Regions from separate parts of the Homo sapiens genome. Here region 1 is linked to region 2. Evidence: chromatin loops called from intact Hi-C (ENCODE). Cell type or tissue: heart left ventricle. All regions are shown on one strand. Region 1 overlaps AGPAT3 (1-acylglycerol-3-phosphate O-acyltransferase 3). Region 2 has its middle 4.4 kb from the start of AGPAT3.

Evidence for each region. Peaks named below come from ENCODE experiments on the same cell type or tissue, not always from the same donor. Only the 100,000 strongest peaks of a DNase experiment are listed, where the experiment ranks them.
Region 1: it touches region 2 in a loop (2.2-fold over the local background); 6 of 110 quality-filtered maps call a loop at or near these places.

What each region holds. Positions count from the first base shown.
Region 1 is chr21:43,953,894-43,956,393 of GRCh38, reverse strand. All of the region lies in intron 2 of AGPAT3 (1-acylglycerol-3-phosphate O-acyltransferase 3), which reads right to left. Among named protein-coding and RNA genes, the nearest start is that of TRAPPC10, 57 kb to the left of the region's middle. RefSeq lists an enhancer at 1-232. In heart left ventricle, no CTCF peak of the experiment used is centred here; no DNase peak of the experiment used is centred here; H3K27ac peaks cover 103 bases.
Region 2 is chr21:43,859,587-43,862,086 of GRCh38, reverse strand. No RefSeq gene overlaps it. Among named protein-coding and RNA genes, the nearest start is that of AGPAT3, 4.4 kb to the left of the region's middle. RefSeq lists a cis regulatory region at 940-1,437. In heart left ventricle, no CTCF peak of the experiment used is centred here; a DNase peak (open chromatin) is centred at 1,338.

The DNA.
Region 1 (2,500 bases), 94 kb before region 2:
CAGAGAGGCTTCGTGCATCATATGGGGCCACACAGGGAGTCAGCAGTAGAGCCAGTGCCAGTCCAGATAGCGAGGCTCAGAAGTCAGTGCTCGCCCAGACACACTGCAGCCCCCCCAGGGTGGGCAGGGGCCCCTTAGAGCAGAGCCTCAGACACGCTGGGCAGACCAGGCTTGCTGTTTCAGAACGCCTTTCTTGAGCTAGAGACGATATATTCGACCAGATCCTGAGTTGTACAGGGTGGGGGCCGCCCTGCAGCCCATCACCTGGCCCCCACCTGGCACACAGCAGAGCCCCAGGAGACCAGGTGGTCCTCACCCAGGGGCACACATCACTCCACACTGGCCCAGAAGAACCAGGGTCCCAAGAAGCCTGCTTGAGGGCCAGCACATCAGCTGTGATGCTCCGAGAAGCAGATGCCCGGGCTCCACAGCAGACCTGCTGATTCCGTTGCTACGGCGCAAAGTACAGGAATCTGATTTTTTTTTTTTTTTTTGAGACAGATTATCTCACTGTTGCCCAGGTTAGAGTGCTGTGGTGCCATCTTGGCTCACTGCAGCTTCCTGGGTTCAAGCAATTCTCATGCCTCAGCCTCCCGAGTAGCTGGGACCACAGGTATGCACCACCATGTCCAGCAAATTTTTGTATGTTTAGTAGAGATGGGGTTTCGCCATGTTGGCCAGGCTGGCCTCGATCTCCTGACCTCAGGTAATCCGCCCAACTCGACCTCCCAAAGCGCTGGGATTACAGGTGTGAGCCACCGCACCCAGTCATGACGTTTATTTTTAAAAATCAGATTCTCAGCCGGGCGCGGTGGCTCACACCTGTAATCTGAGCACTTTGGGAGGCCGAGGCAGGAAAATAGCTTGAACCTGGGAGGAGGAGGCTGCAGTGAGCTGAGATCGCACCACTGCACTCCAGCCTGGGTGACAAGAGTGAAACTCCATCTCAAAAAAGAAAAGAACTTCATCCAGGAATAAATAACACACGATTAAGATGGGTTTGCCGAGTGTCCGTGCATAGCGTTATGGGTGTTGACAAGCTAAGCCGCCTGTGACCCCACCACACTGCAACAGGGAACATTTCCATCCAAGTCCTTCCCCACCCAGCCTGACAATGCAGGTCAGCTTTCCAGCTCTATAGGTTAATTTACCTTTTCTAGAGGTTCACAAACACAGAATCCCATGGCATCTGGCCCAGCCGGTCCAGCGCGGTGCTTCTGAGACGGCCCCGGGACAGCACCCAGGGCGCATCCGTGGCTGCTGAGTGACCCCCACGGCATGGACGTGCCACGGTGATACGCTCCCTGCCGACAGGCAGCTGGCACCCAGCCTTTGGGGGCCACAGATAGAGCCGTGATGCACATTCACGTCCCAGCCTCTGTGTGGATGCAGCTTCCCCTCGAGAATCCACTTTATCAACCGTCCTCGGTGTCACAAAGCGGCCAGTCTCTGGTCCATCACCTGAACCTCTGGGCTAGAAAGTCTACGCAGAGACTCCCCGGAGAGCCCACGCCTGCCCTCTGGCACATGTTTCTCCTGGCCCGGGTGCCACACAGCACTCAGTGCCCCCGGAACTCTGGCGTCTTGGGTCCAGCTCTCCTCAAAGGAAGTCTCTGCGGCAGTAAGCCCCAAAAAGGGTGAATGGAGCCGGCCAGTGCCAGATCAGAGGGGCTGGCTTCAGCCCTGGAGCCCAATTCTAGGAGCAAGTCCACCACCCTGCCGTGTGGCCCAAGGTCACACCCGGGACGGTGTCCCCCAGCTGTCTGCACGGCCCACAGCCTTTTGACGTGCTCCCTCGCTGAAGGCCACCTGCCCGGATCATCAACCTCTACGTCCTGGAGGTCCTAGATACGGAGTCAAAACACATCTTCATCACTTACTATGGACCAGACTCCATTCCAAGAAACATCTGCTGTTCACCTGCTTAATTCCAGCTAGCGGAACTCAGGGGCCTCTCCCGCCCGCCTGCCCCCACCAGAGCGCTCAACACGGTTTCCCTGGGTCATTGCCATGTCTCTGTCCAGCCAGCAGTGTAGTTTCACTCACAGACCTCGCAGGTACCCTGTTCCACCTCCCCACACCCAGCCCGCCTGGACCTCCTTGATAAACCTGACTGCACAAACCTCCAATGGCAGCAGGCAGAGGCCACCTCCCTCCCTGCAGAAGGGTGACGGTGAGGAAGGTGCCCTGCTTGGCCACACCGGTCCCCGCCTCCAGCTTCAAAGTCCTTTGGGCTGGCAGAGCAGGAAAGCATTGGGAGGGGCCTGGACTCAGTGGCCCCCTAGAGCATTTGCTCGTGAGCCCATGAGAGCGATTTTTAGGAAATTATGCATCCCCAGACAATGTGAAGTTGACGTCTACATTTTTATTTTTTATTTTTCATCTATTTATTTATAGAGACAGAATATCACTCTGTCACCCAGGCTGGAGGGCAGCGATGCCATCATGGCTCACACAGCCTTGATCTCCTAGGCTCAAGTGATTCTCTGGCTTCAGCCTC
Region 2 (2,500 bases):
CACCTGTAGTCTCAGCTACTCAGGAGGCTTAGGTGGGAGTCGAGGCTGCAGTGAGCCATGAACGTGCCCCCTGCACTCCAGCCTGGATGACAGAGACAGACCCTTTCTTCATTAGAATCTGTGATCACTGAGACCTGAGTCGAGCCCCTGGAGAGCCGCAGGTGCGCAGACACTCAGAGAAGCATTTGAAGGGAACTGGAAGTCAGCCACCCACCCTCAACTGTTTACAGGGTTCCAGTGTGCAGGTGCTCAGATTGGCAGGAAACGTCATCGCTAACCTTTGTTGAGCCCTTGTTATGTGTGTAGATTAGTTCATTAACCAAAACCAGGCCACAAGGTAGAGACGACTGACACCCCATTTTACCTTTAAGGAAACTGAGGCATAACAAACCTCCCTACCTTATCCGCCAGCACACAGGGCAGCAGAGGCAGGCAGCCCGGCTCTAGGCCCTGATGCAGCCACAGCGCAGCAGCTTCTCCTGACCCGGTAATGGGGTTGGTTATTAAGAAAGAGACTCGTGGTGAGCCAAGATCATGCCATTGCACTCCTGCCTGGGCAACAGAGTGAGACTGGATTGGATCTCAAAAAAAAAAAAAAGAGAGAGACTCAGATCCTCAGCCTCCTCAATGAAAAACTGGGGGCAAAGGGAGATTCTGACCTTGAGTAGTATTTGTCCAGAGAGGGGATTTTTGCTAGGAATGAAAAGAAGAAAAGTAGTTTTTTTGTTTATTTGTTTGTTTGAGACAGAGACTTGCTCTGTCGCCCAGGCTGGAGTGCAGTGGCACGATCTTGGCTCACTGCAGCCTCCGCCTCCTGGGTTCCAGCAATTCTTCTGCCTCATTCAGCCACCAGAGTAGCTGGGATGACAGGCACCTGCCACCACGCCCGGCTAATCTTTGTATTTTTAGTAGTGGTGGGGTTTCACCATGTTGGCCAGGCTGGTCTCGAACTCCTGACGTCAAGTGATCCACCCACCTCGGCCTCCCAGAGTGCTGAGATTCCGGGTGTGAGCCACGTGCCCAGCCTTTTTGGTATTTGTTGTCCACGGTGCATATGAGCCAGGCCCTGGGAAAGGGGCTCCCTCTTCATTATTTGCTCTAATTCTCAGCCTGAACTTGCCGACATCTGGGCTCACAGATAAGCAAACTGAGCCAGAGAGATGACCCCAGGGCCAAATGGCAGATTGCTGCCCACCTCCACACCCAGAAGGAGGCTTTCCAGTTCTGAGGGGGCCTCATTGGACAACTTGCCCATCCAGCCCTGCCCAAGGCCCAGGGGGCCCAGTCTGGCTCAAGGCAGGTCAGGGGAGAGGACAGGCAGCGGCTGGCAGTAGGGAGGGCCCTGGAGCAGGTAGGGCTGGACGCTGAGTCGCGCGACTGCCAGGGGAGCTGAGAGCCAAGGCTCAGCGCCAGCCTGTGACCTTAAACAACGACGTTACCCATTTGGTCTTAGTTTCTTTTTTTGTAAAATGAGGAGGTTCCCACCCAGATTTCCCTGATCTCCAAGAGGATGCCGGGAGAGCCAGGGGCCCTCGGGGTAACTCCGGCATTCTTAAAAGCCCAAAGACAACTCTATATTTATCTCAGATGTAAAAGTTTACCAAAACGAAAGATAATAACTTTGCTGTAAATACACGAACTCCGGCATGTGGATACTAATCTCTACTGGATGGACGTTAACTATTTTTGGCTAATAGGTAATAGGAAAACAATGCAAACAAAAGCTTTTTTTCCTAGGAGACACATTATTTTTTAAACATAGACTTCCACAGAGGCAAAAATTATAAACAAGATCTTTCACAGCAAAGAGATTAGAAACCCTGGGTGCACTAAGACCTCACCCCTGGAAATGATTCTTGAGAAACTGAGTTCAGTCTGGAGGCGCTGAGTCCGGTGAGATTGTTGCCATCTGTCAGAGGCTTTTGAACCAGAGCGACTCCGTCTTGAACAGGGGCTGAGTAAAAGGCTGAGACCTACTGGGCTGCGTTCCCAGACAGGTAAGGCATTCTAAGTCACAGGATGAGCTAGGAGGTTGGCACAAGATACAGGTCATAAAGACCTTACTGATAAAACAGCTTGCAGTGAAGAAACTGGATAAAACCCACCAAAAGCAAGATGGCCACAAGAGTGACCTCTGACCGTCCTCACTGCTACACTCCCACCAGCACCATGACAAGTTTACAAATGCCATGGCAACGTCAGGAAGTTACCCTATATGGTCTAAAAAAGGGAGGCATGAATAATCCACCCCTTGTTTAGCATATCATCAAGAATAACCATAAAAATGGGCGACCAGCAGTCCTGGGGCTGCTCTGTCTATGGAGTAAGCCATTCTTAATTCCGTTATTTTCCTAATAAACTGCTCTCACTTTACGGACTCACCCTGAATTATATTTCTTGTGCAAGATCCAAGAACCCCCTCTTGGTGTCTAGATCCGGACCCGTTTCCTGTAACACATCCATCCCCCATCCCAGGGGTCAGCAGAGAGTAGAGAGCGAC